Regions from separate parts of the Mus musculus genome. Here region 2 is linked to region 1. Evidence: chromatin loops called from intact Hi-C (ENCODE). Cell type or tissue: left cerebral cortex. All regions are shown on one strand. Links, peaks and the distances in the headings refer to the core of each region. The heading gives the core; the rest is flanking DNA. Region 1 overlaps Gm31656 (a long non-coding RNA gene). Region 2 has its middle 26 kb from the start of Gm31601.

Region 1 (15,650 bases), core at 6,008-8,507:
TGGAAGGGAGGGCTTGTATCTGCTGTGTGCATGCACGGCTGAGTGTGACCATGTGATACGTATTGAAGTACAGGGTCCGAGGCACTTGGCCTTTGCTGTCACTTGTTGCTCCAGGCCTGGGGCTGTCTGCAGCCCTTATCGAGGTTGACCCCATGCCACCCATCTTGCTTTGATCCCAAGGATTTCTGAACCCCAGATGCCCCATCTTTCCATTCTCCAAACCCTCTGTGGAATCTCTAGTATTTACTGCTCATTTCCAGCAACATTCCAAGGACCCACTATCTTGCCCTGATGGAAACTTCTTGTCCCAAGACACAGCTCTTCAAATGGAGCCCCTGCCTCCCCAGCTGGTGTGTGATATCTTCCATATCCTTCTCCTGGGGTCTCCTCAGGGCTGTGTCAACCTCCAGACTTCCCACCTCCATGCTCTTCCACCTAACTGCAGACCCCAGATGCTGAGTTCTGACCCTGTTATGATTTGTATATGCTTGACCCAGGGAGGGGCACTATTAGAAGGTGTGGCTCTGTTAAACTAGGTGTGACCTTGTTGGAGTAGGTGTGTCTCTGTGGGTGTGGGCTTTAAGACCCTCATTCTTGCTGCCTAGAAGTCAGTATTCTGCTAGTGGCCTTCAGATAAAGATGTAGAACTCTCAGCTCCTCCTGCACCCTGCCTGCCTGGATGCTGCCATGCTCCTGCCTTGATGATAACAGACTGAACCTCTGAGCCTGAAAGCCAGCCCCAATTGAAGGTTTTCCTTATAAGATTTGCCTTGGTCATGGTGTCTGTTCACAGCAGTAAAACCCTATCTAAGACAGACCCAGTGTGCATGGCAGAAGCCTGGTTGCAAATCTCCCTCCCCTGCTTCTTTTTCTCATTTTTTCCAGACTCTTCTACCATTGCTTGCTTTTACCAGAGTGCATGGACCTCTGTGCTTTATTTTAAGCATACACATGCCCATCATCTCAGAAGCTTCCATGGAGTTATCTGTCTGTCCAGATGTGTCCTCTGCCTTTCCTGGGCCCTGTATCTTGATGGTGTCCTGAGTTCTGCTAGCTGCTGCTTTGGCTAATGTTTGGTGCAGGCTCAGTGCTAAAGTTGTGTGCTGAGCATGCTTCAGGCCCCTGGCTCCATCCTGAGCACCACAGATAAGCCTGAATGCCAAAGAAACACTCTCAGTGTCTTCTCCAGCCCTCTGTGTCTTCCCCAGCCTGTGAGGGCCAGGAGTCCTCTCTGCAGTTCCTCCATAACCGCTGCACACTCCCAACCCTAACACCCTCAGTCTCTATGATATAAAGTGCTGTGCCCCAAACCCCGTCCTCGGTCACTCATCCTCCCACCCACAGGCTTGGCGTTCAGATTCTGCTTGGTTTTATTTCTTTAATTTATTTTTCATCAATTTAAATCGTATTCATTTGTGTCTGTGGGTGGGTATATGCACCTGAGTGTTGGTTGGCATTCATGGAAGCCAAAAGAGGACATGGGCTCCCCTGGAGCTACAGTTACTGTGATGTGAATGTAGGTTCTGGGGATTAAATCAGGAGCAAGTGCTTGCTCTTAAAGGCTGAGCCACCTCTCCGGCCCTCCTTTTAGCCTTGTGCTTCTTGGCAGGTGCTTCTCTCCCTCCCGCCAGACCTCTCATCTGAGGGTGAGCTCTGGGCTTTGTGTTCAAGGGAACGGCCATTCCTCTCAACAGCTCCAACATGGAAATCCCTGCAGCTCAGGGATCCCTCTGTACAAAGGCCTAACAGACTGAAGGTGAAGGTCACTTTCATTCCCTGGAAGCTTAAAAAAAAAGTTCCGGAGCCTCCCTTTTCTTTTGTAGACAAAGGTTGTCCTTAATCCCAGGGCTGCTGGGCACAGCTAAACCCATCCATACCTTCCTTCTACCTGGTTTGGGAGGTGGTCTGCATTATGCTCTGTCCAGTAAGCAAACGAGAACAAGCTCTCTGCAGAATTAGTCTGTGCACCAAGTACTCAGTGCTGGGAATCGGGGAAGTGTTATCATCGCTCTAGCCTGCAACATGGAAGCCTGAAGGTTGGAAACAGGGCTCTCTAACTGCACTGTCCATTACACAGCCTGGAAGAGCAAAGCTGTACTCTGCCTTCCTCCAAACAGTAGGCATAGACAGAACTCCAGACCTGGCTCCCACGTCCAGCCTCCATGCTCAGATCCCCTGCCAGGTCCCCATCTCTAGCACCTGAAGCTGAGGAAAGAGGTCTAAGGCTACACAGAAGGCCTGCTCAGCTGGGCCACAGCTCTGCCAGCAATTCCCAAGGGCCACACAGCCCTTTAGCAGGTCAGATGTCCCAATGGGAGTCCCTTCAGCTGAGGGACTGCTGCTTAGCAAGCAGATGTCAAGGCTAGCTAGGCCATTATCTTGTAGCCACGATATGACATTTGCTGTAGTCATTCTGCCAGGCTAGGCCAAAATTTTCCTTAAGTGAATGAGAGACCAAGGGACAACACACACTCCCTCTGACCCTGGCCCTCCTGCTTGCAGCTGGAGCTATTTAGGCCTCTTTGTCCAGTATGAAAACGGCCTACAGCAGAGTTACAAGGTGGAAGGTACAGGGTGCAGGCCCAGGGGCAGAGACACAGCATACAGGATGCCAAAGCCATATTTCAATGTCCACAGAGCAGCTTCTATGTTACAAGACTCAGAGAGCACAGTGTGGTACGCGGTGCACAGTTCCGGGCTGAGACTGTCATAGGTGTGAGGGGCAGAGTGCATAGTGCAAGAGTATAGGGGTGCACACAGTGTGGGGTGGGGGGTGCAGTGTGTACAGTGTGGGGTGTAGGGTACTGTGGGAATGGCTTGCGGTGCAGGGTGCAGTGGGTGTGCGGTGCAGCGTGCACAGTACAGGGGTGCAGGAAACACAGTGTGGGGTGCAGGGTGCAAAGGCTCATTGCTGACAGCCCCATATCCCTCCCACCCTCCACCCCCATTCTCTTTCTCAGTGACAGAGCCTGGCAGTCCCCCCTCTCCACCCGCCCGCCCTGAGCTGGTAGCTGTGCACTTAGGGGAGTGACATCACCTCTCTGAACTCCGTTTCTTGCCTAAAAGCAGTGATTACAGAGTCTGGCTCTCAGGCTGTCAGATTGCCTGTGGTTGTAATTAGGTATTGATTCAGTAATTTGGGGAATTAATTCATTAAATCTGTGCAGTCTCAATGTAGCCAAACTAGGGGTTGGGGGGAGGCCTCCTCATGCTGCCTTGGTTCATGTGACAGTGCAGGGTGGACAGGACGCCGAGCATCATACTACGGGACCCACGTCCTGTAAGCTTCAAGGGCTCCACTTGTCCTGGGTCCCTGAGTAACAACAATCAGTCTGGGCTCTGCTCTAGCCCCTCACCCCCAGTGCCTTCCACAGTGTCCCCATCTGTCTCCTTGAGGGCCTGGGCTTCCTTCCTCTCAGCCTCTACTCTGACCAGCTACCCAGAAGCCCTCATGGTCTTCTCCTGAGCCTGCTGTGAGTACAGCTTCTCATGTATTTGTGGAGCTCCTTCCACACCACACAGGGAGCTCAGCTGAGCCCGGTAAGCAAGAACCTCTGAGCTTTTGAAGATGGCCTGGACAAGGTCATGGAATGGGAGAGGGAAAATGACCTTGTGTCTGCAACATTAGCCACACCGCCCCCATGAGAGCCTAGGCAGTTGGTTAGGGTGTGCAGCACAGGGGTGGGACACTCATTGGTGAGCAAGGGTCCTTCTGATGCCTTCTCAGCATACCCATTCAGAACCTAGTAGAAGAAGAGAAGGGGAAACAGCAGAGCTGCATAGACACAGCTCAGGTCCTTTGGTGCCTCAGTTTCCCCCTTTTGAGGTCTCCAAGCCCCTCATGTCCTGCTTCCCAGTGGCTTCTCACCTCTCAACTGCCCAGAAGAGTCTCTCACAGTGCAGCCCACCTCTGTCTGAACACCAGTAAGCTCCTGGCCACAGCCTGCAGTTGGCATGATCTACACACTTTGCCAGTTTAAAAGTCCTCTCTGTTTCACAGAAAGCAGGTGGATATTGTAGTTAGGAGAAGGGGGTGGGTCGTCAGGAGGAAAGCACATAGCAGCATGTCTTGGGGACTGGAGACGGAGAAGGGAGGGGCCTTAGGATGTGCCTAGATTTTCTACTTAGTCTCATGGGGTGAGATGAACCAGAATTCTTTTGGTTCATTTCTCTCTATGGAGTCCCCACAAATGTAACTCAACTATGCATTGTAAGGCAGACCAATACATTAGTGAAGAATTTTTCATCATGTGTCCTTTCATGTGTTTTATTCAGCAGGAAATCCTTTCACTTGTGTTGGCTTCAGCTAAACACTCCTTCCCATGTCTGCCCCAGCAAAACACCATCCAACCCAACTGGCTTTCCAGAGAACCCTTAATTCTCTACTTCAGGGAGACATAGTTAGTTCCTTTATCTGGGGACATATTGGATGACTGAGATATGGGGCTCTCAATTGGGGTGTCAGGAAAGAGCTGGTTGGAAAATGTCTGGCTGGAGACATGAATCAGCACAGAGAGCCCGCCAGAAAGGGCACGGAGGCAGGGCTGCCTGGATTGGAAGCCAGCATAGCAGAAATGAAGCATCCTAGCAGGACCTGGTCAAGCACTATGCAGGGAAACATGGGGTTTGGAGACCAACACTTAGCACAGATCTGATGCCTTTTGGAGATATTCTACTCTCATGTCTGACCTGGTCCTGAGAAGGAGAGCTGTGATTGCGGCCACCTCCCTTCTCTGGATGCAGGTGCCTTTCCGTAAAACCTCTTCCCTTCTTCTACCACATCCCTGTCCACTGTGGTGAGGATGAGCAGTTGTTGTCCGGTGACACTTGCTACTTCTCTGTGCCCTGCTCCACTGACCAGTGGGTGTAGCTAGCTAGTCAGCAGCCCTGGCCCACCAATGCCATGGGGGCTTGTCACCAGGCCTCTGAGTACAAGGGAACATGCATGCATGGGAGGAGCCCTGCCACAGGCAACTTATAACTCCCGTGGTAGAGACAGCCTAGCCAGAAATCAGGCCAAGATTCTAAAGACAAGAAAGCCCAGAGTTCAGTCATGACTCAGGGTGTTCATTTGCTGCTCTGGTCTCAAAGGTTACATGGGCACTTTCAACATGTCACAGTCTATGGGTGTGAACTCAAATCAGCCCCATTCATTCTATGCATCTGATCTTCCCTTGACTTTGTCTACTCTCAGGGAAGAGTCTCATATGCTCCCAGGGCCTCAGTTTCCCCATCTACAAAAGGAGGTAGGGCCAGCCATTTGCTGAGGGTCCTCTGCTTTGCCACAGGGAGCAGGTGTGGGTGAGAAACAGCTGGGATGGGCTTCTCCTCCCACCCAGTGGAAGCCCAGACCTCCTGTAATTATCTCTGATTAAGATGCAAAAGCTGGGGTGCAGCCTGGCCAGGGCCTGCCTCCCTGGATCTGCAGGGAGCTACTCCAAGGGAACTGCTTCGCCCCAGCTTCCGACTGTGCACATGCTTCTATTTTGGTTCCTGGTTTTTTTTTTTCTTTCTCTCTTTCATTAACTCAGCTCTGAGCCAGAAGCACAGCTCTAAACGAGTTGCATGGCTGTTTCTTAGCAATAAGGGCCAGGCTCTGAAAGTGAGGTGGGCAGGCTAGAGATGGGTTCTGGATCTGCGGACCCTGGAGAGAAGAGCCACGCTGGGTGACCACAACTCCCTCTCCTGCCCGCAGAGGCAGTGATTCCAGCTGTGAGAGTGGAGGCTGCGTCTCCGCAGGGCAGGAGTGAGCCTGGCCCAAAGCCTTCCATCACTTGGCTCTCCTCCTAGAGTCAGGGATACTGTGGCCAGGTGCCTGACTCAAAGACAGTGCACTCTTGGTTGCTGTTTGGGGAATACGCAAAATCATGAGAAAGAAAAGAAAGATCATGTATGACCTTTCTATCTCTGGGACTGCCTTTGTGATGTCTAGCATACATGTCTGACTCTACACACACTCAAGCCCAGAAGAGATCCACGTGCATGTGACATGGGATCGGTGGGCAGGAGGTACATATGTGGTTTATAGCAGAGACCCCGTGTTGAATGTCACCACATGGCCCTTGACAGCCGCTGAGCCTCACTGTCCTGGTTGTTGCTGGTGGAAGACAGGTGTTTTGGATGTTTTGACTTTGAATCTAATTTTTAATGGCTGAGATACCTCTCTAGTCTGAAGAAAGCCATTCCTACCAAGAAGCAGGAGCTCTGTCCCTCTGTCAACTCTGCTAGACAGAATAATGAGGTTACCCTTCAAGGATTATATTGTGTCAAGTTCAGCTGGTGGAGGGCAGGCATAGCCCATTCAGGAAAAAGCAAGAGCCACAGGAGTGAGGACTCAGGCTGGTCCAGCCATGTCATGCTTACCATCAGGTGGCTTGAAGGGCCACAGTCAAAACCTAGTGGCTGTTGTTCCTGAGCTGGGCTGGCCTATTTCATACCCCTCCCTGGTGAAGTTTCCTTCCCTGCAGGGTTCTGTGTCTTCCAACTGCCTCTACAGTCTAAGCATCCCACACAGGGCTCAGGGCTGAGGCGCCAGCTAGTTCGTCATCACTATCCTAGACAGAGCCCAGCTCCTTGTTGTCTCAAATTCTCAGAACAATGGAGGAACCAAGGACTAAACAATGGACAGCCACCCTCTGCTTGTTACCCACTGGCCAGTGGCCCACCATCACCACAGCTGCCTCTGCTCATTTCCAAAGTCAGTCTCTTTGTAACTACGTCAGCTGTGTCCCTAAGCACAGGACACACTGCTACCCACTGCCTTGCTTGAGAAATTTAATTCAGTCCTCAGATGACGCCTACACCTAAAAAAATGTACACTGGTGCTTTGCTGGTGAGATGGTCTCAGTGGCTGCGCTGCTTCGAATTTGCTGGTGGGAGCTGGAGCCCAGGACTGCCTGGGGTGGGAGGTGAAGACACGCTGGGGAGATTAAGGATATCTCCTGGGGCAGTTAGAGGCCAGGTAGGAAAAGAGAGATGTCCCCCCCCCCACCCCTCCCTGAACCCCTGTTGACAAGGCCTGGCTGTTGCAGAACCAGGAAGAGGGTCTGTATTGGGGCACCAGATGGCTGACTCCCCTTGGACTCTGCTTCCATTTTGGTTCTCAGACTTGCAGGTCCGTGTCAGTGCTGCCCAACCTGTGGTGTTGCAGCCCAAGCTGATTAATGATCTAATATTAGTTCTGATTCTACTTCTCCAATTGTCCTAAATTATATCCGTACCTGTTCTCTAATGAAGGCTTTAATTGAGAATTGTGCATTGTACGTAGCTGTCACTTCTGCTCCTCCCGCTCCTCCTCCTGTTCCTCCTCCTGTTCCTCCTCCTGTTCCTCCTCCTGCTCCTCCTCCCACTCCTCCTCTTCTCCCTCTTCTCTCCATTCTCTCGCTTCCTACCTTCCACCTCCTCCTCTTTCTTCTTTGACTCAGTTTCATGTGGTTCTGACTGTCCTTGAACTTACTCTGTAGCAGAGGTTTTCCTTGAATTTCTGATCTTCCTGTCTCCACTTCCCAAGTGCTGGAATTGGTTTATATGGTGCTTGTGATCAAACCCAAGGCCTCATGCACGCTGTCAGACACTCTACCCATTGAGGTACACCCTAGCCTCTTTTGTCTTCGCTCATGAGAACAGTCTCTGGCACTTGCATGTCTATGGCACTTGCATGTCTGTACGTATATTTGGACAGCCTGGTGACTCTGCCTCTTCCCCTAGCCAACCAGTGGAGCTGCAGGAGAGGTACAGCCTGGAGCCAAAAAGGCAGCAGCTCTTAAGCTTCACAACCTTTGTCTCTAGGCTGCACAGGGCAACTCTACTGCTGCTGCCCTGCTCGCAGCAGCCCAGGGTCAAACCACAGATGGAGAGAGGAGTCCAGACGACTTCTGAACCCATCCCTCCAGTCACTGGGTGCACTTGGGCTGGAGGCTAATTGATTCAGGCTTGTGACACAGAATCCCTAGCTGCTTGATTGAAAGACTCCTCTCTCTATCACACCCCCGTTTTGATAGAGGAGGGAGTTTGTATGATGGTCCATTTTAGAAGCAATGAACTGAACTCCAGAGAGAAGAGTGTTTGTTCAAGGTCACTGACAGATGTTAGGTGCTGCCTCTGATGGAGTAGCTTAAAGGAACCAGGGCAAATGAGTTCCTGGCACAGGAAAGGATGAAGACCGTAGAGGAATGGCCTCAGGAGCAGCCCCTGCCAGATGCCTGGGCCCATGCCAGGGAGAGTACCAGGAAGCTAAGCCCACCTTAGGGGGGGTGCCCGTCTTAGGTGGGCCAGGAGATGAGAGCAAAGGGAACCTGACAGCAATATCACCTAAGAAACCATACAGAAAAATCTACTCCAAAACACTGAAGGGGGGCTGGAGAGGCGAGGTAGCTCAGTGGTTAGGAGCACCAGGTAGACACTGATCAAGAACAAGCAAAGGTTGGTGGATATTATGTAACATCACACACAATACACACACACACACACACACACACACACACACACACACACACAGAGATGGCGCCTAATATCAGAGAAGAGAAAATTCCAACCACAGGGGGGAATACTAATGGTGGCAAAATGGGAAAACCATATCTGCAGCCAGTTACAGTATTTCTAAAGATGCAGGCAGGAACCATGGAGCCCTAAGCCCTGCAGCAGTCTACAAAGTCCTAAATAAATAGATAAGAAGCCACAGCTGCCCTAAACAAGTACACACCAAACCACAAAGACCTAAACACACATACACACCAGAACACTGGGCCTTAAACACAAGGGCAGGCAGCCACAGAGCCTTCAACATACACACAGCAGGCTACAGAGCCCTAAACCTGAAGACAACAAGCTCAGAATAGCATCATGTGGTGACTATGTGGCAGCTTGCTCAGGGTCCCCATGTATCCCACTGATGCGTGCTAACACAGAGGTAGTCCCCTGTGCGTTCTTTCATTTCAGACTGAGATGAACGACTGTCACAAGGCAAATGCTATCTGAGAAGTCACAAAGCATATCTGCAACCAATTTCGGGTGATTTATCACTCCCGAGTTGTTTCTGCTGACTTCGTCTTCAGTCATTCCCAAGTGATTTTCTGATAATGATTAAATTGGCATAATAAACGTATTATATGAAAAAGGAAGAAAAAGAAAGACACAAAGATTCTTTTGCCAAAAAGTGTTTGTTTCCCAGTGCTGGCTTAAGACCCAGGAGACTACAGCAGCCTGTGATGGGCACCTGTTTGTCTAGACAGGAAGGCACATTCACACCCACAGCTCCTGCAGAAGCCCTGCAGAGCAGTAGAGGCAGGATAGGGGACATGGAATGTAGCTGGAGGGGCTGGCAAGATGGCTCAGTGGGCAAAGACACTTGCTGTTAAGCCTGCTGACCTGAGTTGAGTCCCCAGACCTACGTGGTGGGATAGAAAGAATTGACTCCTGCAAATTGTCCTCTGACCTAGGCATGCAGCTCTAAGGACTTCATAGCCATCACCCATGTGACTCTGGGCTCCTGGGGCTCAGCAAACCTCTGGCCTGCTCTTCTGAACCTGGTTATGGTCTGGGATTCACAGAGCCCGGCTGACTAGGGAGAAGTGATGCCAAGTCAGACCCTTGCATCTTAGAGGCCACTGTCCTCAATCTGAGTCAGCCAGGAAGGTGTGGGGGCTGGGGACATGACCTGGAAAGTCACATCTACACAACCTTTGAGACAGGCTGCTCGTCAAGGGCCACAGCACCAGGCAGGACAAGTGGCCCCGAGGTATGTGAAGCAATTTATAAAGGCCATGGAGATCAGACCCTTCTAGGCCACTATTTGTTTATCCCCTCACCGGCTCCCTGGGGCTGGCTCCATGACACAACAGCAGTCAGGAGGCGATGACTTCCTGTGAATCTTTAAGGAAAGACAAGTGTCCTCTGTCCATGTGCCTGAGGCTAGCTGAGATTATTCTCTCTGCTTTTGTCAACCGTGGACTCAGAGCCACATGCAGCCAGTGTCCAGTTCCTCACCATGTCACTCACCTGACCAGGCACAGTCTGGAGCCAGAGAAACAACAGCTTGCAAAATGTAATTGCTGTCAAAAAAAAATCCAGTGATGAAGATAGGCATGATAATGCGTGCCCGTGGGAAAGCTGCTAAATAAGACCAAAGTCTACCATCGGCTGGAGAGCCTTCTAGGGCTCGGTGCTGTATGGAGAACTCCATTCATTGGCAGGACTTCTTCTCTGACCTTTTCTGGGGAATTTAAAAAGAAAAAAAGAAAGAAAGAAAAGAAAGAAAAACTCCACATCTCTACCTGTACAATATCATGTAACCTAGGTTCAACTTCCTGTCTCCTGATAAGGACCTGTTCAGCCAGCACCTGAGATTCCTGAAATGCTTCCCCATGCAAATGAGGCATTTCAGTACCCTAAGCCTTCAGCCAATGAACTTCCCTTCCTGGGTATTCCTTCCCTTAAGAGGTATATAACCCTAGTTCACCCCAAATAAAGTGTATGTATATGTTCGCATCCACAACCAAATAAAACAGTATGAACAAGCCAGGATAGTCTCAGAGAGCTGCTTCATTAAAGGTTGCCACAGGGAGGGCCTTTGCCTAAAAAAGCCACACCTAAGCTTACCTCTCTTCTCCAGCCCCTCTGGTACTCAGCACTCCCTCCCAATCAGACCAGACCCTGCTCATCCTGGACTCTATCTTTCCGCTTTCCACCCATGCCCTGAGAGGAAAGGTGGATCTTCTCCCTCTGTTATAACAGTGGTACCCAGAGAGGAGACCAGAAACCACAGCATTCATCCCAGATCCTGCTGTTCCCCCTTCTGGTCTGGGGTGTAGTGGTGTCTGATGCCTGGTGGGAAACTCGAGCTATGGACTCCCCATTCCGGACTTTGCTGTGCCTCCTCCAGGCACGCCCTGATAGAGAGGCAGACCACCAGAGACAGAGAGGTATGACAAATGCCTGTTATCAAGCTGGGCGAGGTGTCGCATGCCTTTAATCCCAGCACTCAGGAGGCAGAGGCAGGCAGATTTCTTGAGTTCGAGGCCAGCCTGGTCTACAAAGTGAGTTCCAAGACAGCCAGAGCTATACAGAGAAACCCTGTCTTGAAAAACAAAAAACAAAAAACAACAACAATAAAAGACAAAAGCCTGCCATCCCAGAACTCAGAAGGGTGAGGCAGGAGCATGGGCTGTAGACCGTCCTGCAATACAGAGTGAGTTTCTATGTTTTAAAAAAAATAGACAAAAAAAACAATAGACATAATAACTAGAGCCCTAAACTGTCCAGTGATCTGCTCCCTTCCTCTTCTCTGATGTGTGATTGGCTCCTTTTGTGCCTCTCCTGGGCTCTGCTCAGTTCATGGAACTTGCTGTCCCATGAGATTCTACACTGTCCCACTCTCTGCCCTTTCCAGACTCAACGCCCATTCCTGTAACTTTAATTTTTTTTTAATCTTATTTCTAATGATGGTTCTTAAATTTTTTTTTTTGAGACAGGGTTTCTCTGTGTAGTCCTGGCTGTCCTGGAACTCACTTTGTAGACTAGGCTAGCCTGGAACTCAGAAATCCACCTGCCTCTGCTTCCCAAGTGCTGGGATTAAAGGCGTGCACCACCACCGCCCGGCTTAAATGTTTTAACCTTTCTTGTAACCCACCATCCACCTGAGGTAGTGGAAAAGAAAGAATACGGGGACTTGTTTAGAAAGGTTCTTTGGAGCAACTCCCATCTGTGTTATCTGGAAATCTGCAATTCAGCTCACAGGTTAGCAGGCAGCAGCAGCCCAATCCACTTGCAAACACCTCATGGATACACCAGCAGTCCAGGTCAGTAGAGTTCAGTTAGCAACAGCAGTGACAAGACCTAGCAGAGACAGCCAGGCCTCAGCCTCACCTCAGTCAGTAGGAGGGACCAGCAGGAACACCAGGAGAAGTTCTCAGCCGTGCTCAGGGAAGCGAAGATCAGCAAGGACAGGAGGCCCACAGCACTGCACAGCTAGCTCTATAATCAAGCCTAGCTCAGACTCCATCATTGTCTGTCAAGTCCTATTTAGTCCCTCCAAACATCACGTGTTCTCCGTGTGCCTTGCCTCAGCATGTGCATCCAATCAGCCCGAGTCCGAGGAAGAGGCAAGAAGCTGCATCACACCACCACAAGTTTTTTGGTGTGTTTCTCTCTATGGTGTCCTGACAAATGCAGCTCAACTACGCAATGTAAGGTAGACCAATACATGTGTGTCGTTAGCAAAGAATCCTTCATCACCTGTCCTTTCACGTGCTTGCTTTAGCAGAACATCCTCTCTCCTGTGTCTGCTTCAGCAAAGCATTCCTTCATGAGTCTGCCTTAGCCTTTCACACCTGTGTCCACTGTAAGGAAACATTCCTTCGTGTGTTTGCCCCAGCAAAACACCATCCAACCGACTTTCCTAAGAACCCTTAAGTTTCCACTTTACATTTCCATTGACTTCTGGACCACCCTGCTTAGCTTGGAACCTTTCTAGTCCTCTGAGCTGCTCCTTCAGTGACAGGCCTTGGATTACCAACCCCATCCCAATCCCCAACTTTTATAGTTTTCCCTACATGGTTCATAGGTCTGGGCCTTAATTCTTACCAGTGTTCAACCACATTCCTATTTGAGAAGGTCATGGGGGGCACAGTCTATGTGGGCCCTCAGAGCTGGCTTCCATGGAGTTCAAGATTCTATTATCAACAGCCAGACTACTCTCTAGTCTGGAAAGACATGTTTCTTTTTACTTTCTAGAAGGTTCGACCCAGCCTTGCAGACACATGTCAAGACCCATGTGCTGGAGTCCACATCCTGCCTGAGGGTGAGTTACATTACAAGTGTTCCTCTTCTACCCAAGCTAATTATCCCCCCAGCTGCTCTGCTCTACCAGTGGCCACAATCTTGTGGTTATACAGCCTTTTAGCTGTCATTGTTCCTTGTTTCTTCCTGCCCCCTGCCCCCTGTGACCACTCTGCTCTTCTCTCAATAGTTTAAAATGATAGATACAGGTCATTATTTCCCCTTTGTTTTTGAAAGATAAAATGTATTCCTCCTCCCCCTCGCCCTCCTTCAGTATTGTGAATAGAACCTATAACCCTCTGCACGCATGGTGAACCCTCTTCCACCAAGTCCTGGGCAATATTTTTCTGTCCCCATTTTCTTACTTAAAAAATAATTCATTGACCCAGTATCCAACTAAAATCCCCTCCACATTGCTAAACTTCAGGGAAGTACATACTAAAGCCTCAGTGAGATGTCACGTCATAGTAATTAGGTCAGTTACTGTCTAGAAGAAAGAAGCAAATAAGAATAGACAGTAAGTCTGTGGATGCAAGGTATTGAGAGCCAGAGCACTATGGGAAAGATGGGGAGGGAGAAGGAGTAAGATGTGGTCACCTGCTGTGGAAAACTGACATTTCCTCAAAAAAATGGAAATACACCTAAGAACATGTAATACCTACATGTTCTTGCACTATCACTTCTGAATATCAACCTCAAAGCACTGAGATACAGACTAACCCCACCCCCTCCATAACACACACACACACACACACACACGCACGCACAAAGAGCAGTGTGCTCACAGTAGCCCAAAGGCAGAATGACCCATGGCCATCGCAGACCTGGCACTGGGACAAACTAGGAGGTTCCCAAAAGCCATCACATTCACAGGGGCAGAAAGAATGGTGGGTGCCTGAGAAGGGAATGTAGAGTTGGTGTCCATGGGGACAGGCTCAGTCTGTGGAGGCGGAAAGTTCTAGAGATGGATGCAGGTGGTGACCACACAGCAGAGTGAAGACACTCTGGATGGTTAGGACGACAACCTTTATGCTGTGCATATCACATCATGACTTTACAGAACACACCCCTTTGCTTCAGAAGGGCGATGGGGAGGGGCAAGGGCATCTACAGGTTATAAAGCACTCAGGGCGTATCCAATTGTGACATCCAGGGCTGAGCTACAGAAGCCAGCAGAGTCATGCCATGGTCAGGAGGCTTGAGCATCTGATGTGTTAAAGCTTTCTGATCTTTAGACATGGAGTCCACACTGCTTCCACACGCTCCTCTGCAGAGGCGCACTCAGCTAAGTGTGAGTAGGATTACATCTGTAAATCCATCTTACATCTGAGTAGATGGATGGACCTGAGACACGGTGGGCTATAAGTTGTCATTTCTGAAATTGAGGAGATGCAGGCATGAGGCATATGGTTTTCTGCATCCTTCAGTGGAAGCTTTTGACAAAGCAAAGTGGAAAGAAAATAGTTAAACCCACGCATCCAGGTGAGGCATGCATCCATGACCCACGGCTAAGAGGAGTGGAATTCTGTCATCAAATTGGGAGGTCTGGACAGAAGTCCTCCACGGGGGTCCTTGAGGGTAACACAGCCCAGCCACAATCTATCTGGAAATACCCAGAGCAGGGACCTAGGAAGCTATCGAGTGTTATATGACACTGCTTTACCCGTGGTGACCTGTGATGCAGCTATGACCTGGAGTTGCGTTTTCCTGTGACCCAGGCAGCACCCTGGACCTCTGAGTCTGCTCACCCTCCATGTTTCTTTCCCTCTGAGGAACTTCCATGGTGTGACAGAGAATGGTGAGAGTTCACAGGGAAGGGGAAAAATCAGATCAGCTGCTGTCCCAGACCTCCAGCACACAGTTCAGAGCCTGCTCTGAGCCAGCACTCCTGGGCCTCTAGGTCCTTTTTGTCAGGGAACACTGTCCAGCTGCCTTTATCAGGAGACCTTGGAGCTTTGAGCATAGCTCTCAGTACTGCCATTGGTTGAGGTCCCCCTAGTGGTTGTTGATGTGGGCAGGGTCAGGTGGTCAGGTTTTGAGATAACTAGTCTGCTTCTAGTATGGGCCCTGTCCCACATGGAGAGACCTGTTTGTCACTTAATACCACAGGACTAGTGGCGCAAGGCTTCACTGTCAGGCTTGGATGGGGTGAGGAAGGCACCAGGATGAGGAGGGAATGGGGTGCACTAGTCAGTGATAGCCTTCAGCAGAGTCACAATGATCACTATAGGACCAGCCTGAGAATGTTGGTCTAGCCTGGGGATGTGGGTTGAGGAAATGGGATTGGCAGTGCCACAAAGCTAAACACTGAAGTTTCATGGAATTTGAACCAAGCCAGAACTCAGTATAGAGAACTGGGCCAGGGGGAGATGTTACCTTGCTTTTAAGTAAGTGTAGAGGGGCCAAATGTAGGCCTCCTTCCAGAAGCAAAGCCTAGATTATTTTAAGCCATCAGCAATAGAAGGAAGACACAGGGACTAAAGAAAGTATTATTATTTAGTAAGTGGATTTAGGGAGGCTGGTTCCTGGGGCCTGGATGGCCTGGATGGCCTGGATGGCCTGGAGGACTGGGGGTTCCCAGTATGTCACAGAGTGACTTTCTGGGGCCATATGGATATTAGAGAATGTTAGAGGTGTGTGTGCTCTGAGGGGTAGACTGGAGGCCCTGCCTTACTTGCCTTCTCCTCTCCAGGACTCACTGGAGAGGGGAACCACCAGGAAATGAGAATCCCATGTGGTGAGGACTAAACAAGTAGTGTAAGTAGTGTACGGTCCTCAGAGCCCCAAGGGATAAGGTCTCTATAAAGGACAGAGAACTTTGCTTCCTGGGGCCTTTTGCCATGAAGGCCACAAGTACCTGGGGAGCAATTCCTTCC
Region 2 (15,650 bases), core at 8,655-11,154, 140 kb after region 1:
GCTTAGGACCAGCATCCAGGGAGGAGGGGGAAGGAAGGCCGGAGAAACAGGTTCTGATCCACTGGGATGTGAGAAATGAACTCCAAGTTAAAAAGTCAGTGCAAGCAAGGGCTGGCAGACCCAATCATGGAAAAGAGGGTATCCTGGTGAGCCTATATGCCAGGACTTACTGGCAGCCTGTAACCCAAAGGCAATGGAGGCCACAGAAGAAGTTTGAACAGTATGTTGCCCTGTTGTGTCTTCAGGCCAGAGTAGCTGACTACCCAACCAACAGCCACAGGAAGAAATAGATAGACTCCAAGGTAGACTCAAGAGTGCAATACTTCAGCCAGGCAAGGTGGGGCACACCTTTCCAACAGGAGGAGCTCTGTGAGTTCAAGGCCAGCCTGGTCTACATAGTGAGTTCCAGGAGAGCCAGAGCTACATAGTGGGACCCTGTCTCAAAAGACCAAAGACAAACCAAAAATAAAGAGTGCAAGACGTCATGGTGGATAGCCTTCTATTATTAAACTTTCCCCACCTTGATGGTTTGTTTTAACTCTGCCTTTCAACATCTTTGAGGTACTGTCTCCAGGAGTCTAGAAGGTGTGTCCAGGGACACTCTCTTTCTTGCACACATATTCAACTTGGCCTCTTACTGGCTGCAATGGGGTTGGGCCAGAAGGTTCACAAGTACCCTGGCTTCCTGGCCTGGAACCCAAGATCCTGGACTCTTCAGCAACCCACAGATGGCATCCAGCTTATAGGAGTATTGGAACATAGATCAGAGATATCTTCCCTTGGGTCCCTGGTACAGTGTGACTTCTAGACGCATGTATGTGCTGTGAGACATGAACTAAGTGTATGAAAACCTGGCATCGTCATGTCTTAAAAGCAAGTCTAACTTAATTTGTGTAAAGTTCATCCCTGGCTTCTCACCCCCAATCTCTTGCTGACCTCCCCCCCACTCTCTCCCAGATAAGCCCTCTGTCTTCTGACTTCCTCCTTATGACCACTAGCTTTTTACAATTCCATGGCCTTCTTTCCCTCTCTCTTCCTCTCTCTGCCCTTGTCTAACTCTCTTCCTTCCCTCCTTCAGTCCCAAGTTAGCTAGCGCTGTGTCACAAACACCTCACAGCTCAAAATGCTAACCTTTTATTCAGAAAAATGTGGCCTTACAAGATGGCCATAATTTAGCAGTAAACTGGAAATGGCCTCAGCAGATCATTTGTGGTATCTGCTTGTCGTTCCCAGGCCACTGTCTGCCCCATGAGCTAGGCTGGGTAGTGAGAACAGAGAAAAGCCACATGATAAGCCTGACCAAATTTCCAAGGAGAAAAGAAACTCAAGCGAAATCAGCAAAAAAAAAAAAAAAAAAACACTTTCTCTACATTAGATGGAAGGCACCTGAGTAACCTAGCCAAGCAAGGACAGCCAACTGAACCCAGCCTTAAATAAACAAGTGGGTGGGTGAAGAGGAGGAGGAGGAGGAAAAGGAGGAGGAGGAAGAGGAGGAGGAGGAGGAGGAGGAATAGGAATTACAAGATGGGTGGAAGAGCTTGATAATGAGTGTGTCAACTGACAGATATTGACATTAGTGGAAGAAAGGTGGATGGATGATGGGTCAGTGGGATGGATTGAATCATGAATGATAGGTGTATGAATAGAGGGATAGGTAGGTGTATGTGTCAATCATAGATGTGTATGGGTGAGTGGGTGAGTACTTGGTGGACAGGTAGATGATGGGTGGATGAGTGTGTGGGTAGATGGATGATGGGTAAATGGATGGATGGATGATGATGGATGGAGAGATGGATGGATGATGATGGATGGGTGGATGGATGGATGATGGGTAAATGGATGGATGGATGGGTGGGTGGGTGGATAGATGGATGATGATGGATGGGTGGATGGATGATGGGTGGATGGGTAAGGGGTGTGTAGGATGGATGGAAAGATACATGGTAGACTTATGCATGGATGACTGTTGGGTGACTAACTGAGTCAGGGGTAGCTGGATGATAGGTGACTGGACATATGTTCCATGGAATAGATGGGTGTAGGTGGAGGAGAACTTACTTGCGATCAACCATGGTAGATGCCAGGGCATCTTGAGATTTGACATTGACTTTCCCCTCTAAACCCTGCCTGAGCCAGCCTTCCTCCAGCAACCTCAGTGTTGCAGCTCATCAGGATGTATTATTTGTCGTTTCCTTAGTTATGGAGGCACAGATACCTGCTAGGGTCTGCTGCTCAGGTCTGTCTGCTGTCAGAGCCTGTGGGGAGCCTAGACTTGGTGGATGTTTCCTCCTCCCTTGCCCAGCAGATGTGTCTGGCAGACAGTGGATTTCATCATTTTTCTTCACTTGGGCATGTATTCCTGGGTAATAACCAATGCTTACAGGAAAGCTGAAGTCCTTAGTAATGAGATTGAAATCAGATCTCTGTGCACAGGCTGCACAACAGGCTCTCGAGGCCTTGCATGCTGATGAGGCTGCTGACCTGAGCTATCCATCTGGACAGAGGGGTTCATGTCCAGGATCCCCAGGGTGCTGCCCCCAGCTTGCTTCATATTCACAGAAAAACTAACGTGAGTGGATGTCCCTTTCCAGGGCCTGGGATGTCTCTGCTCTCATCCACATTCTATCGGCCACAGGAAGGAGGAGCCTCTGTCAGTTGTGGAGTGATCTTAGGAGGAGAGAGACTAGAGGGTGATCCTTAGAAACACTACCTAAGAGAACAGGAAGGTGCAGGCCCAGAGAGGGGCAGCCCAGGCATAACAAGCCCATTCCAGGACGCCCTTAGAGTAATTATGCTCAGGAATAACCATCCAGGTTATAACCTTATCCAGGGATAACCTTGTCCAGGGATGATGACTTCAGGGACTGTCCACACCCACACTGCTGTTGTTGTTTGGAGAATTTTCCAGCAAACAAGAGCACCGAGTATGCCCTCACCCTCTCCCTGCCATGGGCTTCTGTTCCTCCTGTGCATTTGTGCGTTTGCTAGGTTCTATTTTTTAGTCAAATCTGGCCTCTTTTAGAGGATTTCCCCACACCTCAGCATCAGCAGCCCTTGTAGGGAAGAAAAAGAAAGAGACTTCTCGGCTGGCCGTTGAGATGCTGCCCTTCCTGTTGGGAAGCCCAACACTGACCTACCAAGGCCCCATTGCTGTTTCCTGACAGTCTTTGTTCCATCCTGTGCCCTCTTCTTGACTGTGTTTTCAAGAACCTTGTTAGGTTTAGAAAACGTTTTCAAAGAACCAGTTCTGGGCTTTCATTATTGCTTCCTCTGGGCTTTTTGTTTCTGTACTCATCAGCTTGAATTTGGATAAACTTGTCTGCTTTGCTTCTGGGGTCTGGCCACTCCCTATGCATTGCTTCTAACACCCTCAGAAGCAGGGAGAGCTTCCAAGCCCCTCCCTGCACTGCCTGGGGTGGGGAAGGGAGAACAAACCCCATCTTATTTCTGGTCAGCCTGGTCTCTGATCTTTGGGCTGATGCCATCTCTGATGTCTGATACTCCCATACTGAATTACATCAACATTGAGTTTTAGACATTTTTCCAAATCCTCGGTTTTAAGTTTGAAGCCTACCTCATAATACATGGGTCATCAAGTCTCAGATTGTTTAACCACTCAAGCTCTCTAATGCTTTCTGTTCCTGCCTCATTGAAAAGCTGGGTGGGAACCACTTTCGGATGGGAAACTCCCAAAAGGACAATGATTGACATCTCCCTAAACCAATGACAGCCATTCATGGGAGTGACCGGAGGTCTAATGGGCAGCCATTCCCCTGCCCACCTGGAGGGCAGAACAGAAAGACAAGGAGGACAATGGTGAGTGGGCTCTGCCTCCCTAATTTTCACCAAGACCCCACCCTAGGGTGTTGCGTGACCCCAAGTGCACCACCCAGCTCTTCAGTATTGTCGGCCACCAAGATGCACTTGCTTAGGGGTAAAGGTACATACCCAAAGACCCCTCTCCAGCTGTGCGTGGGGAGGCCTCAGCCACAAGGCAAATGAGAAAGAGGACCTTGAAGTCTTCAAGCTGAGCGTGGCACCTGATGGCTATAATCCCAGTTGAGGCAGAAAGGTTGCCGTGAGTTTCAGACCAGCCATCCACAGACTGAGACCTGTCTCAACACAAATGAGCAAAGGGGAAAGAAAAGAAAGTGGTCCTCACTCTGAGTCTCTGAGCACTGGCAAGGCAGTTTGCTCTGTTGGGATTTCAGTTCCCCAAGCCTCCCAGGCTGTCCCCCACAATGATGGCAGGGACAGAGAGCACTGCTACAGAAGAGATGGACGGCCGACAAAACTGCTTTCTGCCACTGAAGCCTGGACTCAGAGCTGATGAGTTTGTGCCCAAGCCCAGCAGGTTCCAAAGCTTGCCCTGGCTGACGATCTACAAGGCACAGCTGGATACAAGCTTCCTCCTCAGCCCAGGACATCAGCTCAAGAAGGTCCTAAGACATCAGGGCCATGCCCTTTCCGTAACTCATGGGATGTATGCTTGAGTTCCCCACGCTGCAGGAGCAGTCCTACTCTCGCTTGCCCTTCAGCTGCTCCTGTTCACCATGTGGTGATGTAACCCCATACTGCTGCTTAGGTAAGCAGAAGAAAGCGCAAGGACTCATCTGGGGACCGTGGTTTTCAGGTGACGGCACGATTATGGCAGTGCTGTGTTTCCATGTCTGACCTTTGACATTTGGGCAGAAGGGCTTTGTAGGCACCCAGGACCTCCCTTCACCTTCTCAGGGGCACCAACAGCTTCTTGGAGGTGTCCCTTTCGTTGATGTCTTCTATGAGCTCAAGGGCATCCTCAGCTACACAGAGAATTTGACTAGCTTGGGCTACACGAGACCTGTTTGGAAGAAAAAAAAAGAAAAGAAAGGAAGAGGAGGGAGGGAAGGAGGACGAGGGAGAGGTATGGAGGGGTGACAGTAGGTAAGGCAGGGAGGGAGAGAGAGAGATAAAGAGAGGGAGAAACTATTCTCACATTCCACCTTCTTTCAAGATCAAAGAGTCCACAGCTCTCTCTCCTCGCAGGTCCTGGGGACGGATCCTCTACCACTGAGTGACTGTACCACTCCAGGCTCTGCCAGCATTGTCACAGAGACCTCTTTGGTGTTTCTATGTCCTCTCTTCTCAGGAAGACACCAGTCACTGGATGAGGGCCCCACCCTTGCTCTAACCTCATGTCAACTTGATGTCATCGGCAATCATTCTGTTTTCCTGAGTTTGAGGCTGCAGATTTAAGCACATCTTCTGAGCAATTGCAATTGAACCGGCTCTGCTTGGAATCCGCCAGTGAGGGAAGCACGTTGATAAAGATACTTTTTTTTTTTTTTTTTTTTGCAAACTTTAAACTGACAAATGACAATTGTGAATGATGCGTGAGTGTATGGATCTGGTGTTTGGGATGTGCTCATCAAGCTAATTAGCATATGTGTCACCTCCCAGACCTCTCACTTTTGGGTCAGGACATTTGAAAGTCACTCTCCTGGCAACTTTGGAACATAAGATTCAACTGACTCTCTATACCTGCAGGGTCCACACCATGGGGTCAACCCACCCTGGGTAGAAAGTACCTGAGAGGAAACTCACTTCTGCACTGAGCATGTAGACTGCTTCACTGTTTTTTGTTAGTGTGCTTCTAATGGAGGCCACACTAAGTAACACCCAGAGATAGTCTAAATCTATGACAGGAGGATGCCTAGCATTGTTTTGGTTTTTTGTTTTGTTTTGTTTTGGTGGGCTTTTATTTTTGGTTTGGTTTTGGTTTTTGAGACAGAGTTTCTCTATGTAGCCCTGGAATTCCCTCTGTAGACCAGGCCTTCCTTGAACTCACAGAGATGCCCCTGCATCTCCCCTGAGTGCTGAGATTAAAGGCGAGCGCCGCCATTGCCCAGCTTGTGTTTTTTAAGAGGCCTGAGTGCTTACAAATTTTGCCATCTGCAGAGTCCTGGAACTCTTCCCCGTAGACACCAAGGGACTAAGTACATTACTGAACTATAGTCACCAGGTTGGCCTCCAAGGGTGACAGCGTGAGGACACAGACAAATGTCACGCTGGGGAAGCCACACTGGTCTCAGTGTTTCTACCCATGAAAATGCTGGGATGAGGTTGGGGCTCTTCCCTGCTCTGAGGGTTGGTTGCTCCTCTGCAGAAGGAAAGTTGGGGACAGGGTGAAATAATGTAGGCGAGCAGCCTGCACAGTGCTGGGACATTTATGCCACAGGCATCGCTTGGGGCCCGGCGCTCAGGGCAGCTTGCCAAGTGCATTTGTCAAGGAAAAGGAGGCTCAGCTACTCAGAGGCTCGTGATGACCCAGAAGCATGCTAAGGCCCTGCCAACAATGAAGGGACAGGGAAGGGAGCCAAGGCCAACAGCCTGGCTGAGCAGAGCAGCCCTGAGAGACGCTACTGTGGCTAGAGGTCCCCAGAAGGAAGCCTCAGTCTCCCTTCCAGCAGCCCTGGAGAGTCTGGGGATAAATACAGCAGGGAGCAGTGTGGCTGCACAGAGTCAAGCAAGCAGGTTCCAACTGGTCTCAGCGACTTTGTTTCTCCCCACCTCCCAGTGGGGTGAAGGTTCAGACCAGACGAGCTGCACTTACCAGGTGTTATGGAAGGGATTGTGACCCCCCCCTTTACCACTCATATCAGGGCCCCAATTCCAGCATCAGTTGGTCCCCACTCTGCTGGGTCCCCTCTGCTCTTTTACTGGCTTCTTTCCACATGCATGCCTCAGGTCACAGGCTTCAACAGAACCCATAGTATGACTAGAGACAGAACAAACAAACAAACAAAAAGTAATACATAGTTGAGCCTCCTTTGACTAGAAGTGGAAGATGCAAGCTTGGAAATCAAATCAAAGCGTTACCATCAATGAAACAACAGTGACTGTGGTCTGCATTGCCACAGAGCCTCAGGCCGAGGAGCAGAGCAGAGAGAGACACATGCTTGAGTGGGCCTGGTGGAGGCCACCAGCCTGTACAAACTGAGGTGTCACCTCCAGGTTAATGTCCGAGTGACAGATTGGAGGCAGTTTGGCTTCTCTGTCTGCCCAGGTGGGAGGCAGAGACAAAAGTGCAGCATCTGCAGATGTTGAACGATGCTGCAGAGTTCTGGCTTGGCCCTGGGGCTGGCTGTGGCAAGCCTGACTGTGTGGAAGACTGGGTCAGGTTCCCAGGAGGTTGCTCTAAGTCATGGTCCTGGTTCTGTCTGAATGACAAGTTTCTGTCTCTCAGCCCAGCTCCCAACCTGGCTTCTCTTTCAGGGTGTGTACCTAGGTGGTGGGGGAGTACAACGGAATGAGAAAGTGACTGTGAGTTTCCCAAGGAAGTAAGGTCTAGAGAGCGTCCTCAGAAGTACTGTGTGGACCCAACCCTCTGGGAAGACAGGTTGCATGCACGCAGTTCTGGGACTTCCAGTCCTGGGTCTCCAGCCTTAGGGAATCAACAGCAGAGGTGATTTCTGGAATGACTCACAACTCCTCCTCTTTCCCTAGGTCTCTGCTCACAAAGGGGTCTGTTTCTCATTTGAAGGGAACTGGCTAAGGGAGTGTTTCCCCAGCAGCAGAATACAGGTTAGAACAAAGAAAGAACAGAAGGATGGATGTGTGCAGAACGAAGGGTAGAGTACAGCATAGAAGGATGATATGGGAGAGCAAATGCTTTGGAGAGAGGGCAGAAGCTTCTGAGGGGCATGAAGCTGGGATGCAGGTGCCCCGAGGAGGCACAGAGAGCCAGGACTGCCCCCACATACATTGGGAAGGATCCACATATCTAAGCGGAGGAATGGGTCAGGTCAGAAGGGCAAATGTGGGCCTATGGGCTACTTGACAGAGATGGAGCTGACAGACAACAAGACCTGAAGGCAGCAGGGTCAGGGCGGAGAAGGAACCAGAGGGGCTCTGTGAACTAGGATGGCAGAGATAGGGAGAAAAGGAAGGTTGGGGTCAAAGATGGAAGGTTATAGAGGAGTAATTGGGGTAGCTGACAGAAGTGTCATTCTGTCGCTCTAACAGATATCATGACCAAAAGCACTTGTGGGAGGAAAGGCTTTATTTAGCTTACACTTCCAGGTCACAGTAATCACTAAGGGCAGTCAGGGCAGGAGCTCACTCACAGTCAGGGAAGTGTGGCAGGAACACTGGAGAACACTGCTGCTGGCTGTTCCCAGATGCATGCTTAGGTAGCTTCCTTCTACAACCAGAGACCACCAGCCCAGAGACTGGTGACACCCACGGTGGTCTGGGGCATTCTACACCTATTAACCATCTGTTTAATTGTAAAGATAATCCCATACACATGCCCACAAGCCAATCTAATCTAGACAATTCCTCAATCCAGGCTTTTCTCTCAGATGACCCTTTAGGGGTTGAGTGACCCTTTCACAGGGGTCACCTAAGGCCATCAGAAAACACAGACATTTACATTATGATCCATAACAGTAGCAAAATTACAGTTTTGAAAATAATGTTATTGTTGGGGGTAACCACAACAAGAACTGTGTTAAAGGGTCACAATGTTAGGAAGGTTGACAGCCACTGCTCTAGACTGTGATAAGCTAACAAAGCTAACGATGACAAAGGGGTCCAACAAGAGGGACAGCACCCCTAAGCCTAGAAGGCAGAAAGAAATGGAAAGTCTACAGATGTGGGGTGAAAGTGGAGGGTGGTCCAGCAGGAGCTCAGACAGCTCGGGAAGGACAGAGCAGCCTTTGAGGAAGACAGAGAGTAATGAGGCAGGCAGGGAGAAGAGATGGTACAAGGTTCTCCCCGCTACACACTCTGGTTGGAGGGGGCGGGGAGAGAGAGAGAGAGAGAGCGCAAATGGACAGAGGGGCAGGGACAGGGCTTGGGAACTGCTAAGGACCATGGTGTCAGGCAGTTTGATAGGAGAATTTCTCTATTTGTTCCAAAAGGAGCAGAGAGAGCTGACCAGAGCTAATGAGCAAAAACCCAGCAGCATACAGGGAAAGCTAAATGCCCTTGGAAATGGAGCAAGAGCTGGTTGAGGCTGGCTAATGGAAGTGCCCCAAATATACACTCTGGGAGTCTTCTCTCTCTATCTCTCTCTCTCTCTCTCTCTCTCTCTCACACACACACACACACACACACACACACCCCTGGTATGTGTGTACATGACTATGCATATTTGCAGATGTGTGTCTCTGTGGTCCCACAACACCATCATACATACAGATGGCCACCCACTGTGCACACCTGTGCAGATCCAGGCATGCGCACCTGCTTCTTGCTTCTCAGCACTAACCAATAATGAAAGCAGCGCCCCCCACCCCCACCCCACCCCCACAAAGCTGCCAGAGCCTGAGGCAGGAGGAAAGGTGCCTTGCACTCCAGCAGGAGAGAAAGGAGGTGGCAGGAGGAAGTAAGGGGCAGGGGCATTAAAGACCACGAGCCAAGCAGGAGCCCAGAGACACCACACCCTGAGCAGGATGTAGGCAGGCATCAGCACCTCCAATCCCTCTGGAAGCAGAGTTGGGTGGGGCAGGGGGATTGGGGATAAGAAACTGTGTTCTGTGTGCAGCAGCTGGCAGCCCTGTGTGGGGCCCTGACTCAGGCCTATTCTGAGCTAGCCCCTCATCACCACTTGGGAATTCGTGACGCACTGCCCTCCTAAGGGTGCCAGCATGAACTTACTTGGTAGTTCAAGTGAATTCAGCATGTTTTGATTTGTCTTTTTGTTTTGGGTCTTTTGTTTTGTTTTGTTTTGTTTTGTTTTGTTTTGTTTTGTTTAGAACCTTTTAAGAATCTTTGAAAAACATTCCAGGATGCCCAGGACAAAATCCCAAACCAAAATTCACCTTGGATTCCCCACCAGTAAGATGAAGGGTGGATGATTTTGACTCAAAAATTGCCTTCCATGTTCCCTGCTAGAAGGAAGAAAAGTGAATGTATTCTCACTAACATGTGAGGGAGTTCATTATCAGAAACATGAGTGTTCAGTGTTTTATGGAAACCAGAGTCAGTGAGATCTGAGTGGGCAGTGGAAGAGGGCTTAAGACAGGCAGCCAACAACAAAGGCTGGAACACCCCAGCTCCCCACAGCAGGCATCTCAGGGCTGAGCATGAGAGTGGACAGGCTCTGCCTGGCCCATTGCCTTCTGACTGTGTGTGGCCTCCCTCTTGGGACCTTGCTCCTCTTGAAATGGTACCAGAAGAGAGTAGTAGCATTCTCATAGTGGTGATGAGGAGACCAGCTGGGAACACCACAGGTTCTTGGGACTCAAAAATAGGGTAATGTACACTATATGTACATTCTATTGGTCATGTGTGTTAGAGCTCTCTTAGGAGATGACTCTGAAAGCCGATTTGCTTCCCTGTCTCCTTTCAGACCAAAGTATGCTGTCTCCATGTCCCCCAGGTCCTTTTCTGAGGATAGGCTGTCTCCCTGACTCTGTGACAGGCAAGGCGGAGAATAGAGAGTTAAAACATTGTCCTTAGAGTACTCACTTCTGAATGGATGTCTTCCTCCATCCCTCATCTCAGGCTTAGGAACCTATGCAGAAGAGGAGGCAGGGACCCAAAGGAATCAAAATCTTCCAGATACAACAGGGCTGACACACATAGGAGCTCACAAGAAACTGTGTTCAAGCCAGACAGTGTCCAATCCCTGACGGGAGGAAGTAGCCATGAAGCTATGTGCAGTTAGTACCTGTTTACTCCAACAGAGCATCACTGGACTTTTGATTAAGGGACGTGAGGAGTTGGGGGGTAGAGGAATATGGTCAAGATATATTGTATGCAAAAGATAAACATTTCCATTGTCACCATTGTTTGTCCTGCAGTATAAAATGTCTTTGATGGAAACAGGAGGCTGGAAGTGTATCATGAAGAGAAAAAGAATCAGGGTCCCCAGTTACTGCCTCAATGTCCCCAGTTAGTCTCGACCCCATGTTTCAAGCTCCCGATTTGATGGTTTGGCCTTGGTTTGCTCTCTTGGTCAGGCTGCACCATCACCTGACAGATGCCGTCATCTCCTGACTTGAAGGTGTTTCTCTTTACCCGGTGCTTCCGTCTGTCAGCTGGTTGCTATTTGTTCTTTAACTTTTGGTTGCTATCTGCTCGGTAAACTCACTTATTCAGAACTCAGAAGTGTGGCGATCTGAGATCCCAGAGGGCGTCGGTCCTTAGCTTCGAGCTGGGCACTCAGTCACTTGTCAACTGTCCCCATCATGCAAGTGTATTGGAGGGGAGGCACACTCCCCCACAGCTCACATCTGCCAAGTTTATTTGTATAAAAAGAGTGCTGGTTTTATGACACACTTTGAGTATCCACGGTCGATCTGTTTTAATAAAACAGTAAGTGCCTCAGGAGCCTTCTAACACACGAGGCTGCAGAAAGCCTCTGCTTCGCACAGGCTCACCTGCTCTGCTCCCCCGCTTCTGGCTTTTCCGTTCTCCGTGATAGGGTTGACAGATATTCAGTGGCTCAAACTTCTTCCCTTGTTTTGCACTGAGCCAGGACACGGAAAACTAAACATAAAGCCAAGGGCTCAGCCATTGCGTGCCATTCCCATGAACATTGGATTAAGGCCTGCCCTGGAGTTAGGGACGACCTCCCTCCCCACCCCCACCCCCGCCCCAGGTTGTGCTGCCTGGGCCTCATACTGCCTGTCTAGCCAACAATGCCAGCCCAGAGCACCATCCTGTCATCCTGCCTGGTAAGAACTAGTCACATGGCAAAAATCAGTCCCAAGAGGCTGGAGAGGCTTCGCGTGGGCTTCTCTATGTCCTCAGGTTGATGTTAGCTTGAGGAAGGTAAGGGTTCAACCTTATTTACATTGTCACTCCTCTGAACCTGGAGCAGGACCCTGAGTGGTTCCCATGAGTGTGGCAATATGAACTGATGGATTCCAGGAAGTGGAGAAGGGGGCATTGTAGAGAGTAGAGCCAGCTGTGAGTTTATCAGGCTTTGAGATGCTCTGAACCTCACAGCTACAGGCAAGAGTGTTTGCACCTGCAGCCGCAGCAGGTCCCACGGCAGCCACGGAAGCCACAGAAGCCACTACCTCAAGTCAAACGGGAAGTTCTCGACAGCATGAAATAACCATCACTTCCATTTACAAAGCTAGAGCTGTGCAGAGGCCCAAGGCAAACACGTGCCTGGCTTGGACTCCAGCTTCTAATCCCATTTACGGAAGCACTGGAGCCCAAAGGTTTTGTCGGGAGCCCTGGTCTCCTGGGAACCAAAAGAAACCATGCCATAAGAGGAATTTCTGAGGGACAGGAAAATGTCAGGCGCTGGCACTTCCCCAGCTCTGTCTTCAAAAACCCCAAGGGTGGAGCAAGCACCCAGCGCCAGCGATGAAGACAATTAAAGGACTCGGGAGGAAAATGCCACAAGCAACACAAGTGGGAGCCACTAGCTCTCACATCTCCATGTTGGGAAGCCACCTGCCTCCGTGGGCCCTAAACATAATGTCCTTAAGGAAGGAGCCTTCGTACAACCATAATGTACAGCTGCGCAGTTTCTCAAATCGTGTGCCTCATCACACAACTTTTGGGGACTCAAGCAGGGAGCAGACCCCTTTGGGAATGAAAGTGAGGGTGATTAGATGTTATACTGGCTATTTTTCATATCGACTTGACACAGCTAGAGTCATCTGGGAAGAGAGAACCTCAGTTGAGAAGAGTCTCCATCCAATTGACCTATGGGCAAGTCTATGAGGTATTTTCTTGATTGATGGTTGGTGTAAGCTCACTCTGGGCAGTACCACTGCTGGGCAGGTGGTCCTGGAACGCATAAGAAAGCAAGCTGAGTAAGCCAGTAAGCATCACTCTACTGTGGTTTCTGCTTTGGTTCCTGCCTCCAGGTTCCTGCCATGAGTTCCTATCCTAACTTCCCTTAGTGATAGACTACTGTACATTGTAAGCAAAACAAACTCTTTGGTTTTGGTCTTGGTGTTTATCACATCAATAGAAACCTAAACAAGACAGATAGAGAGAAGTTGGAAGGAAGGAAAAGCCACAAGCCAGATGGAGAGAAAATGAAGACATCAAAGGGGGCGTTTGTGAGGCAGAGGAAAATGTCATCCACAGCTCTTCTCCTTGAGAAGAAACCAAAAATGGCAAACCTCTCCACACCTCGACTTAAGGGAGACAGCGACTCAAAACAGCAGAGAGAAGAGGACACACAGAGGTCAGCATGGCCTCTTCATGCCAGAGCTCATGGAGAAGACAGAGATCTCAAGACAACAGAAGAAGAATGAGCAGAAGGGACTGGGGAAAAAAGACAAAGCCAGAAGAGCTCTGTCCTCGTGTGTGTGTGTGTGTGTGTGTGTGTGTGTGTGTGTGTGTGTGTGTGTAAAGTTGTATCAAAATGTCATTTGTGTAGGTGTTGTGTATAGCTGTCTTCATACTATCTCATAGAGGTAAATAGTGGGTACAGAGTCCAACTACAAAGCCTGAAACACTTATCATGTGAAGTTTCAAGTCCCTGGATACAGGCAGCCATCAATGTGTCTGCCATACAATAGCAGGAGTAGGTCATTGAATGAAGTCCCCAGTGGCATATCTCCTTACAGACACTTCAATGGAGTGAGTCAAGCCCTGATAAAAACTCTATTAAAGCTCATGGATTTTTAAGCATGGCACTTGGCCACCTTGGTTTGTTCTCTACTGATGAAAACCTGGAAGAAGAAGGGACTCCCAACTCACCAAACCACCAGCAGGTCATGTACTTGCATGAATCAGAGAGCAAGTGTCTCCATATGTCTTATGTCTTGGGGACCTCCATTGTACTGCCCTATTCCCAACCCTGCTGGCACTCTAGTACTAGACTCTGTGGTGTGTTTATATAGTAAGGAATGATGAAGTATCATCAGCTGGACAGACATAAATGAATGCATGGAAGGGTGATAAGAAAGAAAGAATGGAGTTAAGAAAAAAGATCAGATAAAATTGAGTAGATGAATGAATGAATGATTAAGTGGTCAATTAGATGGATGAATGGATGGATGGATGGATGGATAGATGGATGGGTGGATAGATGAATGGGTGGGTGGATGGATGATTAGATAACTGGATGAAGGACTAGACAGAGAACAGATGGATAGATGGATAGATGGACAGACGGATGGATGATTAGATAGCTGAATGAATGACTGAATGGACAGAAGGATGGAAGGACATATAGATGGATAGATAATATAGATGATTGAATAACTGGATGCTATTTATCAATTGCATGAAAGGATGGATGGATGGGTGTGTGATATAGATAGGTGAATGACTGAATACATAGATGAATGAGTAGATAGCTAGATAAATAATGGACAGTTGAGTGACTAGATAGGTAGATGGGTGGATAGAATATTAGATTTATGGATGAATGACATGATGAGCAACGAGGTGGATGGATGGGTGGACAAATGGACAGACAGACAGACGGACGGATGGATGGATAGATGACATGAAAGATGGAAAACAGCTGGGACTCCCTGTAGGAATGGATAAATAGCTCAGCAGTTAAGAACATTTGCTGCTTTTATAGACGACCTTGGTTCAGTTCCCAGCATCCATGCAGTCAGTGCCTCACAACTGTCTGTAACTCCAGTTCTGGGGCATCCAACACCTCTGATCCCTGGATCCAGCCTCTGAGGAACACTTGTGGTATACATACATGCATGAGAGCAAATTCTCATACACATAAAATTGTTCTAAGAGAGAGAGAGAACTGGGCTGGAGAGATGGCTCAGCAGTTAAGAGCACTGACTGCTCTTCTAAAGGTCCTGAGTTCAAATCCCAGCAACCACATGGTGGTTCACAACCATCCGTAATGAGATCTGATGCCCTCTTCTGGTGTGTCTGAAGACAACCACAGTGTACTTACATATGACAATAAATAAATCAAGAGCGAGGGAGAGAGAGAGAGAGAGAGAGAGAGAGAGAGAGAGAGAGAGAGAGAGAGAGAGAGAGAGAACCATTTGGTACACAGACTTAACTAAGCACTCGTTCTCAGGGTCAAGCCAGCCTAGCAATGGCTCTTGTTACAGTTTGGATATTAGATGTCCTCTGTGCATTGAAGGCTTGGTCCCCAGCCCATGTCCCTATCAGAAGATGGTAAAACATTTAAGAAGAGAAGACTATGCACAGAAGCTAGGTGACTGGAAGACATGCCATGGATGGGCTATGGAAAACAGGCCTCTTCCTCCTTCTCTGCTTCTAGCTGAAATGGAATAACTTGCTCTCACAGTGTGCAAAGCCCCAAAATGTGGAGGCCCAAAGCCATAATCCAACTAACCGTGGACTGAAGCTAAAACTGCTAAGACCAAGATGGAGAGTCTTTCCTCCTTAGAAGATCATCTCAGGTATCTTGTCCCAGTGATGGATGCTGACACAGACCAGCCTTATGTTTGGAGCCCTACATGTCTCTCTTGCTTCATTCCACCCCACCCCACCACACCCCCGACAAAAAGAGGAGGCCTTGCCTACAAAAATAAACCAGAGAGTCCAGGGAGATGGCTCAGCAAGCGAACTGCTTATTGCACAAGCAAGAAGGATCTGAGCTTGGATCCCCAGCAACCGAAGCTAAGGGTGGCAGCTCCCATCCATAACCCCAGCACTGGGGGTGGAGACAGGTGGGTGGGGGGTGGAGACAGGTGGGTGGCCAGCCCATCTAGTGGAAACAACAAGTTCCGGGTCAA

Evidence for each region. Peaks named below come from ENCODE experiments on the same cell type or tissue, not always from the same donor. Only the 100,000 strongest peaks of a DNase experiment are listed, where the experiment ranks them.
Region 2: it touches region 1 in a loop (1.9-fold over the local background); 24 of 42 quality-filtered maps call a loop at or near these places.

Annotation. Positions count from the first base shown.
Region 1 is chr5:35,321,997-35,337,646 of GRCm38, reverse strand. All of the region lies in intron 3 of Gm31656 (a long non-coding RNA gene), which reads right to left. Among named protein-coding and RNA genes, the nearest start is that of Gm31656, 15 kb to the right of the region's middle. In left cerebral cortex, for the core only: no CTCF peak of the experiment used is centred there; DNase peaks (open chromatin) are centred at 6,655 and 7,351; H3K27ac peaks cover 1,176 bases.
Region 2 is chr5:35,179,935-35,195,584 of GRCm38, reverse strand. No RefSeq gene overlaps it. Among named protein-coding and RNA genes, the nearest start is that of Gm31601, 26 kb to the right of the region's middle. In left cerebral cortex, for the core only: no CTCF peak of the experiment used is centred there; a DNase peak (open chromatin) is centred at 10,017.